Regions from separate parts of the Homo sapiens genome. Here all the other regions are linked to region 2. The links are chromatin contacts, found by Hi-C or POLR2A ChIA-PET in ENCODE. All regions are on one chromosome and are shown on one strand. Each heading gives the region's core, a stretch centred on a gene start or an enhancer-like site at or near the end of the contact. The rest is flanking DNA. Distances are from core to core; before and after follow the strand shown.

Evidence for each region. Hi-C counts contacts between places; a loop is a spot of excess contacts on that map. ChIA-PET counts read pairs that join two places held with the same protein, here RNA polymerase II (POLR2A). Pooled maps may share reads with other maps.
Region 1: a loop to region 2 is called in a pooled map, with 2.9 times the contacts of the local background. The contact joins the promoter of TRMT10C here to the promoter of ADGRG7 in region 2. A Hi-C loop is called at or near these places in 2 of 37 single-sample maps with no recorded cell type and 4 of 50 pooled maps. POLR2A ChIA-PET finds 5 or more read pairs at or near these places in 1 of 52 experiments (MCF 10A).
Region 3: a pooled map shows a loop between it and region 2 (6-fold over the local background). The contact joins the enhancer-like site here to the promoter of ADGRG7 in region 2. A Hi-C loop is called at or near these places in 1 of 37 single-sample maps with no recorded cell type and 4 of 50 pooled maps. POLR2A ChIA-PET finds 5 or more read pairs at or near these places in 2 of 52 experiments (OCI-LY7 and PC-9).

The regions. Positions count from the first base shown.
Region 1 is chr3:101,560,342-101,563,829 of GRCh38, reverse strand. TRMT10C (tRNA methyltransferase 10C, mitochondrial RNase P subunit) reads right to left here and starts at 1,962. Exons shown (of 2, transcript NM_017819.4): 1 at 1,827-1,962. RefSeq lists enhancers at 1,827-1,896, 1,907-1,976.
Region 2 is chr3:100,608,018-100,611,065 of GRCh38, reverse strand. It overlaps ADGRG7 (adhesion G protein-coupled receptor G7), which reads right to left and starts at 1,465. Exons shown (of 16, transcript NM_032787.3): 1 at 1,095-1,465. The coding sequence starts at 1,209.
Region 3 is chr3:100,045,819-100,049,040 of GRCh38, reverse strand. All of the region lies in intron 1 of CMSS1 (cms1 ribosomal small subunit homolog), which reads right to left. All of the region lies in intron 1 of FILIP1L (filamin A interacting protein 1 like), which reads left to right. Among named protein-coding and RNA genes, the nearest start is that of FILIP1L, 67 kb to the left of the region's middle. RefSeq lists an enhancer at 1,193-1,282. Within about 2 kb of position 1,865, at least 14 of the 41 ENCODE cell types and tissues checked have a DNase peak (open chromatin) inside an H3K27ac peak, as active enhancers do; they include PC-9, where a contact is called at or near this core.

The sequences.
Region 1 (3,488 bases), core at 713-3,212, 950 kb before region 2:
AAATGTATATAAAGCTCCACAGTTTTATCCTAAAAGCCTGGATGTCCATGAGATATTGAAGATGCTTAAAGATGTAAAACTTGTCTCAAATTTGAAGGAAAAGAAATAAAGGGAATTCAAATTTTTACAAAATGCAAATAAAACACTTGAAAAATTCCTTCTTCCCTTGGCTTCATTTAATGACCCTGCACAGGCTCCTAGGTTTCCTGCTCTCTGACCTGTGCACTGATGTCCAGATGCCCCTCCCTTAAAGGTGGATGTAACTCCGCATTCTATCCTATTCTTTTTTTTCAATCTATACATTTCCCTTCTGAGATGTGACCTACTTCTGTGGCTTCAATGACCATGCATTAGAAAGACATCTCAAATGCAGGCCGGGTGCAGTGGCTCACTCCTGTAATCCCAGCACTTTGGAAGGCCGAGGAGGGAGGATCGCTTGAGGTCAGGAGTTTGAGACCAGCCTGACCAACATGGCGAAACCCTGTCTCTACTAAAAATACAAAAATTAGCCAGGTGTGGTGGCGCATGCCTGTAATCCCAGGTACTCGTGAGGCTGAAGTGGGGCGATTCTTCTACTTCCCAGGTACTCGTGAGGCTGATGTAGAAGAATCGCTTGAATAAGGGGGGCGGAAGTTGCAGTGAGCCGAGATTTTGCAACAAAATCTGTTGCAGTGAGCGACAGAGTAAGACTGTCTCAAAACAACAAAAACAAACAAAAAACACCTCAAACGCAACAAATCGAAATAACCCCTCTACCTTTGCTTCACAATCTGATCCTCCTTCAATGTTCTGTTTCAAGGGATATTGCTATCCATTGGTATTGTTCCCAACATATATTTCTAAGCTTATTGCGGCCAGGTCAGCAGCATCTCTAGCTATTCTTCACCTCACACTTCAAGTATTCCACCATTACTTTTCACAGCACTCTGGTGCCTATGACAGTACTTCTAACACTGCACTGTAATTGCCTGGTTATCTATTTGCCTCACTAGATGGTAAGGACTAACTAGTGTCCATGAGGACAAGGACTTTGTCTATAATGTTAACATTGAATCCAATGCTTGACAGTATTTGGCTCACAGTAATCACGCAAATATTTTTCTAATACCCTAGATCGATGCTTCCTTCATTAAAAAAAAAAAAAAGAAAAAAAAAGTTCAGCCTCCCTTTATTATTTTTTTTGAGACGGAGTCTCGCTCTGTCACTCCAGGCTGGAGTATAGTGGCGCGATCTCGGCGCAAGCTCCGCCTCCCAGGGTTCACGCCATTCTCCTGCCTCAGCCTCCCGAGTAGCTGGGACTACAGGCACCCGCCACCACGCCCGGCTATTTTGTATTTTTAGTACAGACGGGGTTTCACTGTGTTAGCCAGGATGGTCTCGGATCTCCTGACCTCGTGATCCGCCCACCTCGGCCTCTCATTGTGCTGGGATTACAGGCGTGAGCCACCGCGCCCGGCTCAGCCTCCCTTTAAAGAGAAAACAATTTACTTTAGAATCCCGGAAATATTTAACTGGGGTCCCCAGGCCCCAATCTAATAAACATTGATTTCAGAAGGAGTTTTAAAAGTTTTATTCTTGTAACTGGCAAGGACTTAGAATACCACAGAAATGAAAACCCCAATTGTAAAAAGCAATCAAGTACATCATTTCAGGAACCACTGATTTTGTTTCAGGTACTGTACTAGTTATAGTTTATTAAAATCACTGGGCTTCCTCTTACCCGTGGGCCTTCCGAACGCACATGCTCCACTAAGTGCATCTTGGAACGTCTCCGGCGTCCTCCCACCCCCAACACACACATTAGGCGAAAGAAGAAACTCGCTTACCAGGAGTGCAGAGATAGTGGTTCCCGCTGGCGCAAAGAACAGGGACCCTGGAGGACGAAGGACTCCGACGTACGGACGCCCAGGGATCCGCGCCGAAGCTAGCACGCAGCCTACCCAACAGTCTACACAGCCGACCAGAGCGGTCGCTGGGGCTCAGCCGGAAGTTCCGCCCTCTCCCTTCCGGCGCTGCTTTTTACGTCACAGCACGCAAAGAACGCTTTCTTGGCTAAAAGAAGCGCCTTAGAGGAGACGGCTGTCAGTAGGCAACTGGGTACTCGAAGACTACGCTCTCAGTTGTCACGGAGTTGTAGCTGTGTTGTGTTGTGTTTTCCTCCATATATCCTAAAAACTTCTTCTGGGCCGGGCCAGTTGGCTTACGCCTGTTATCCCAGTGCTTTGGGCGGCCGAGGCGGGCGGATCACTTGGGGTCAGGAGTTTGAGACCAGCCTGGCCAACATAGTGAAACCCCGTCTCTACTAAAAATACAAAAATTAGCCAGGTGTGGTGGCGCGCGCCTGTAATCCCAGTTGCTCGGGAGGCTGAGGCAGGAGAATCGCTTGAACCTGGGAGGCGGAGGTTGCGGTGAGCTGAGATCGCGCCACTGCACTCCAGCCTGGGCGACAGAGCAAGACTCTCTGTCTCAAAAAAAAAAAAAAAAAAAAAAAAAAACTGTTTCTAATCCTCTTTTCAACCTACTCTCTGTTTGGGCCCTGTATTTATAAACATTTGCTGACAGAGTACTAAAATAAAGTATGTTTTTTTCACACGTCTTCTTACTCAGCTTCAAACTCCTTGACGCTAGGACTTTAAACTCCTAATCTTTTTGACCAGTTTATCACCAGTACCTGGCACTATGCTTGGAACGTGATAAGCCACGGTAAGTTTCTGTCTCCTCCTAGCTCATTTGGAAAGTTTAATGTGAAATGAAATTAAAACACATTTGTAAATTGGTGGCCTTTGGGGCCAATTCAGCCTCCACATATATTTGTAACCAAACACAGAATGAACATATTCTGCAGCCATTCTACTCCTAGTAATATACCCAAAGAAATTGAAAGCAGAGACACAAACAGACACTTGTACTCTAATGTCATTGTAGCATTATTGATAATAACCAAAAGGTGGAAGCAACCCAAATATCCATGAACAGATGAATAGATTAAAAAATGTTGCATGTACATACAATGGAATATTATTCAGTCTTAAAAAGGAATGAAGTTCTGATACATGGTACAACATGGATAAACTTTGGAGGCATTATACACTGAGATAAGCCAGGCACAAAAGGACAAATATTGTATAAGTCCACCTATATGAAGTGCCTAGAATAGTCAAATCATAAAGAAAGAAAGTAGAATAGTGTTTACCAGGGGCTGGGGAAAGGGAAGAATGGGCAGTTACTGTTTAATAGGTATGAATTTTCAGTATGGGATGATGAAAAAGTTCTGGAGATGGATAGTAGTGATGGTTGTACAAGAACGTGAATGTACTTAATGCCATTGAACTGTACACTTGAAAATGACTAAAATGGAAATGTTTATATTGTATATAGTTTACTAAAATAAAAGAAGGTAGGCATAGTCTTTTCCAAATGATTTTAAAAAACGAGATCTTGTCTAAGAGACTGATTACTATCATGTTAGAAAGGTGAGGTGGTGATAG
Region 2 (3,048 bases), core at 216-2,715:
TAAATTTTCTCATTCTAGTTCTCTAAATACTATCGATACAGTATTCTCTAAATACTGGTTAGGGCGGTGGGGTAGGGGGAGGACAAATCCATCCCCAGCTACCACTCCATCAGCAGCCAGTATGTCAGATCCCTCTGTTGGTCTTCAACACTGGATCTTTGCAGCCATGCTCCATGCTCCTGCTAGCTCCCCAACCTTCTGTCCTCCCCAGTTACCTGCTCAGAGGGCATACTGCCTCTCCTGCTGCCTTTCCCGATCGGCATTATTTACCCTTATTTATTGTTTCATTAGAAGCTTTCTCTGATTTTCACGAAAGGGAGTATGTAGCCCATCCAACATTGAATTCCTTTACGGAGAAGCTCTACAGCCCAAGGGATCCAGCATTAGGATCATTGAAATTTCGCGTTCTGAGTTCCAGCGGGCTTTTCTTTAACATCATTGTTTTACTCACTACTTCCCCTCCCACGTCCTCCTTTTCCAGGCCAGCTCTGGCACACAGCGGGGGACTAACAAATGTTCGTTGAATAATCAGGAAAGTCATTTAAAAATGGTTTTTAAATTTTTGATTAGTTTCCTACATCTGGAAAGTGGGAAATTTGTATGCAAACCATGAGATCATTTCACTTAAACCTTAGTGATGAGTTTCTTTAACTTCTCTCTTAAAATGAAATTCCATTCTGTGTATGTTTGATTGTATGTGTGTTATGCATGTGTGTGTATGTGTTTGATGCATGTGTGTGTCCTTGTTCATAACGATTTACCCTTTCCTGAATTTAGCCAAACAGACCTAAATGTGTGTTACTAATCGTTTTAATTATTACTCTTCTACCAATTCAGTCTGGAGTTAAAAGAGCATAAAGAGGCCAATTCAATTATGTCACTCTTCCCCCTGCCCACTCACACCCACACCTATTCATTTCTATTCAACCATCTGCTAGGCTTAACTGACTTGGTCTTTTATATCCCATAAATGGCACCTTGGTGGAATGCCTCAGACTGGACAAGGTACCTCCCAGTACTTGTGCACCAGGTGGCAGGGACAGAGGTCCCATACCTTCTCTTACTCTGAGTTAAACATAGCAGGACAACATTACCTCTTTGGATCCTGATCACAATCCTCCAGATGCCCAGTCCCAAAATGATGCCAGTCAGTAGTCCACACACGACAGCCACCAGCACCCTAAGGTTCCAGGCACGGCAGGAAGCCATGGTGAAGCCAAACCACAAATCCACTCCTGGGTGAGAAATAACTAGCTTCTTTTCTTCTTGAGCTAAAAAGTTTAATCGGAAACTATTCTAAAACAGAAAAACAAGTCCTCCCCTCAGTGATCTGTCAGATGGATGTCTTTGTATTTTAGGACTTTTGAGGCTAATCCAGTAGGATGCAGTTTGAATCTCCTAATAAAAGGTGCATACTCTGCTTTCAATTTCCTCATCCTTCACTCAAGGAGAACATGAAAAAAGTGATTAGAGTTATGGGAATAGGGAGATAACTCAGGGCAATAAAGAAGAAGGGGAGGGACTAGCCACAAGGGTCAAAGAGTGAATGCCCAGACAAGCCACAGAGTGAAGGAAGGGAACAAAATAGAAGAAACCAAAGAGGAAATCACAAAGGCAGTGGTTGCCAGTAGTCACCTATGGCTCGGCTTCCTGTATTTTTGTCTTGGGAGGGTACAGCAGAGATAGACTGGCAGGTGCTTCAGACCACACAAAACACTCTCTCGGGGAAATGAACTAGGTTGTCAATAAGAGGATAAATGGCAATCACCACACATGGTTTTTAGCGCTTGCATTTCTTTAAGGAGCCTACATTTTGACAGATGCAGTTGGTGAGTGTGCATACTGGCACAGGCTGGGTCTTGACAAGCACTAAAGCCCAGCATGATAACCCACCTGCTATGGGCTGAATTGTGTCCCCTCCAACATTCATATGTTGGAGTCCTAACCTTCGGTACCTCAGAATGAGGCCTCACATGGAGATGTGGTTACTGCAGAGGTGATCGAGTTAAAACGAGTTTGTTAGGGTGGTCACTAATCAATATGGCTGGTGTCCTCATAAGAAGAAGAAATCTGAACACAGACATGAATACAGAAAGATGATCTGAAGAGACAGAGAGAGAAGACGGCCATCTACAAGAGAGAGTCCTCAGAAGGAACTGGCTCTGCTGACACCTTGACTTGACTTCTAGCCACCCAAACTGTAAGACAACAAATTTATGTTGTTTAAGCCACCCAGTTTGTGGTACTTTATTAGAGCAGCCCTGGGAAACTAATACATCATCAGAGTAACTACAAACTGGTGTCTCTCTATAGATGCAGCTCTGACCCTCTCCTGCCCAGGCTCCCATGTTCTCCTTCCCTACCCTCTACCCTTACAGGGAAGAACAGATACATGAACATTCACCTCCTCAATCACAGTTTTGTTTTGGTAGAGAGAACAGATGCTCTGGTCTTCTCTGGACACTCCCTTGCTTCATCAAATCCATATTAAATGCCTTTAATGTGTTTGAATTGGTACAAGACATGAACAGGGTCCTCAAAGAACTCATAATTTCTCAGGGGTGAGATACCTAGATATAGCCACCTATAAGGCAAGTCATAACTGCTAAAATAAAAGATCATCATATTTAATTATTATGGAGTGCAGGTGCTCCTTGACTTACAATAAGATTACATCCCAATAAATCCACCTTAAGTTAAAAAATATCTTAAGTCAAAACGCATTAAATATACACCTAACCTGCTGAACATCCTTGCTTAGGCTAGCCTACCTTAAATGTGCCCAAAACACATACAATAGCATAAAATTGGGCAAAATCATCTATCACAAAGCCTATTTTATAATAAAGTGGCGAATATCCCATGTGATATATTGAATACTGTAGTGAAAGTGAAAAACAGAATGGTTGTATGGGTACCCCAAACATGGTTTCTACTGAATGCATATTGCTTTTGCACCATGGTGAAGTTGAAAAATCAGAAGTGAAAAAAACCATCATAAATTGGAAACCTATGTACTAGCCCGTTACTACCTACATACCAGCCCAT
Region 3 (3,222 bases), core at 616-3,115, 560 kb after region 2:
TTTTATGCCCTTTTGTTTGCTATACTCTTTTATTCATATAAGATGTAATCCATTAGGTTTGAAAATAGACAATTGTGTGTGTGGTAACTTTAATTCCATGACACAAACAAAAGTGCTTTTCCATAACTGTCCAAGTCCATATTTAAGCAATCAGTCTAGGCCATCATATCAACCTTATATAATTCTGCACAACAGATTTTTTTTTAAAGAGTAAAATACAATTTTAGAAGCAGAAAGAAAATGTCCTAGGAGAAAAACCTAGGGCTAGTTAGGAAAATCTGGAATCCCAGTCTTTGTCCATGTACAGGGGCTGAGAAACATAAAACCCACCTGGACTTGATTGCTTCCTTTAGTGAGATGTTAACAGAGTGGAAATGATTCCTGATTTGGCTTTTATTTTCCCTCTCTAAATGGCAGTCCAAAAAAGTGGTGCAAGAATCACCTGGCACCTCAATTACCATGCTCAGTTTCTCCCCTGACACTGTGTGGTGGGTTGTGTCACAATAACTTTGCACCCACAGATATGGCTTCAGGGTGGGCTCTGACTGAGATGGAGTGAGCTCCGTGTCACAGCTTGCCTCGGTTAGCCACAGCTGCAGGGAAGAGCTGGCTCTACTCTTCCTCCTCTTTCCCCAACTCACCCCAAGCAAATGCTTCAAGCAGCTGCCATACTTGAGGGCTGGCAGTGCCGAAGGCTCTGAAGGTCTGGAAAGGGGAGAAATGAGGGGCCTCTGGGACTAAAGCATAACCAAATTAAGGGATAAACAAGTGAGTTAACTTTAAGTCTATTGCTAGTTTTCCTAGTAAAATAAAGACAGTGGAAGGATTTGGTCTGGACCTATCTGTCCCCTTCCCTGAGGGCTGTTCAGCAGAGCTTGGGACCTGGTCATTTGTGGGGCAAACAGGGCCAGAATGCAGGAAGACAATGCAAGCACAAGTGGACTTGGATTGTGGCTGTTTGGCCCCTATATGCCAGCTTGCCTGGGACAGTCCCTTACTACTAATTTAAACCCTTTCACTTTCACAAGCTATGGCCCAGTGTTTCTTAGGAGGGTATATTTACACTATAGGAGGGACAATTCGTTCTTTCATGAGTCTGCTCAACTCACCATAGAAAATTTGCCTACTAAGTGCCAGAAGCTACCTCCATCCTATCATTTTTCGCCCACCCTGTCATTTTGACAACCAAAAATGCCTTCCTTTTTTTTTTCAAATGCCTTCTGGGGAGAGCAGTGAGGCCCAGACGCACAGCCACTGAATGCCCTGTCAGTTAAAAGAGGAAGCAGAGGCTAAGAGAGGTGAAATGATTTGATTGAGGCTATAGCTAGACAGTGGCAGGGGCATTGTTTCTTGACTTCACATACAGTGAGGCTTCCAGAAGGACAAAACTCTACTGTCTCTTGACAGACACCTGCAGTTGAATCACTGTTTGCGGAGGCATAAACTGCAGGGAAAGAATTTACATGTGGTAATACCAGTGTTTTATTTGTGGCCACTTAATCATTCGCAGTCAGTAGCTTTATGACCCTCGCTGGTTTCAGAGGTTATGAATAATAATGGTATTCTTTAAGGAGGACATGATACTTTAGTTTTTTTAAACACATAGAATTTGGAGTTAAGTCATAAAAGCTTTCCAGAAAGGAAGAGGAGAGTTGTCATTAATTTTTAAATGCATGAAGCTTAAAGAGGGATTTACAATAATAGCATCAATAAATATGCTTTGGAAGCACCTTTTCTTCAAGGAATTCAAAACCTTTTTTTCTTCTAAAAATGTTTAAAGATATATTGTTCTCAAAAGAAGAAAATAACAACACTTCCCTCCGATAGTTTTTACTAGTTTCACTTCCTTAAAAGCATTTAATCCTGAAAATAACCCTAGAAAGGTAGGCAGAGAAAGTATTATACCCATTTTACCAACAAGGAAATTTAGGTTAGAAAACTTCAATGGCTAAACATTTAGCAGTTTTGGACCTTCAAAACCTGAGGACAATACCCTTTACATTTTATCTTGAAAACTCAAGTCGGGAGCACTGTTGATAGTCAATTATTATATTTACTTAAATAACAGCCTCTTTCTCCATGATTTAGGAGGAAATATTTTTTCCCTCTACCTAATTACTCATGGTCATTTGTTCTGCCTACCAACAGTAGTCCTGAACCATGGAAAATAGGAAAACTGGGTTACTTGGCCACTCACCACTCACTGAGCACTTACTATCTATTAGGCCCTGGCTGAGGTATTGAAGATACAAAGGCTAATCAGACCTGGCCTTATCAGGTTTGAAGGGTTCAAAACCATCTTGAGAGCATTTTGAGTATTTTTCTCACTTCTGTCAGCGCTGACTTATTTCTATTACCTGGAGCTGAGATGGCCAAGTGGTTGGTTGTGATTTTGCCCAGGCCAGGTCATTCCCTGTAATGACAACAGGACCCCTCTTTTGCTAACCTCTCTCCTCACAAAAACATCAACAACAACCAATTGTAACAACAATCCCAAATCCTGGGGGGAGTTGGGGAATTCTAGATTTATAATCTCTGTATATACAACAAGCTCTAGAGATAAAACTATGATCTACCAGTTAGGCTACTACTAGTAAACTTAAAAAAAAAAAAAGGTTGTTTACTTTCAGTGACAACTTTGAGAAATAGGTGAACAACCTGATACTTTTAACTACATTGCCAAATATAAAAATAATTCTGCAAATTCTGAATTTCCCTTTTTAAGACATGTCTGAGGCATAAGGAGGAGTGGACTATCTAGAATTAGGAATTTTCACAACTCTAAAGAAGTTACTGGATCCAAACGCTGGAATATCCTGGCCCTGATCAGTTTCAAGTATTCAGGATTAGATTCATAGAGTTATCAGTGCCCTGGGAAATTTGATGAGCCTGTTATTGAGAATACAGCTATTTAGCTGTGAAGCCTTGGGGGAAAACCAAGCAGTCATCATGTTACAATTCCTCACTATTCTCTTGCCTCTCCATACCCTTTCCTTAAAAAATAAACAAACAAAGCAAGCATGTGGCAAACATGTTTCCATTTTTCCACCAAGAATGCAGATGTGACAGCTTCTTCCCCTTCCCTTCTCTCATCCACCCCAGCTCCGCCTCCTCCCCCTTCCCCAGTGACCTCATCCCTGCGCAGAAAGGACACCAGCTGCAGGGAGGGTCAGACTCCACCAAGTGGGATCATTATCATCATTAGGAATGCCAAGAAGCCCA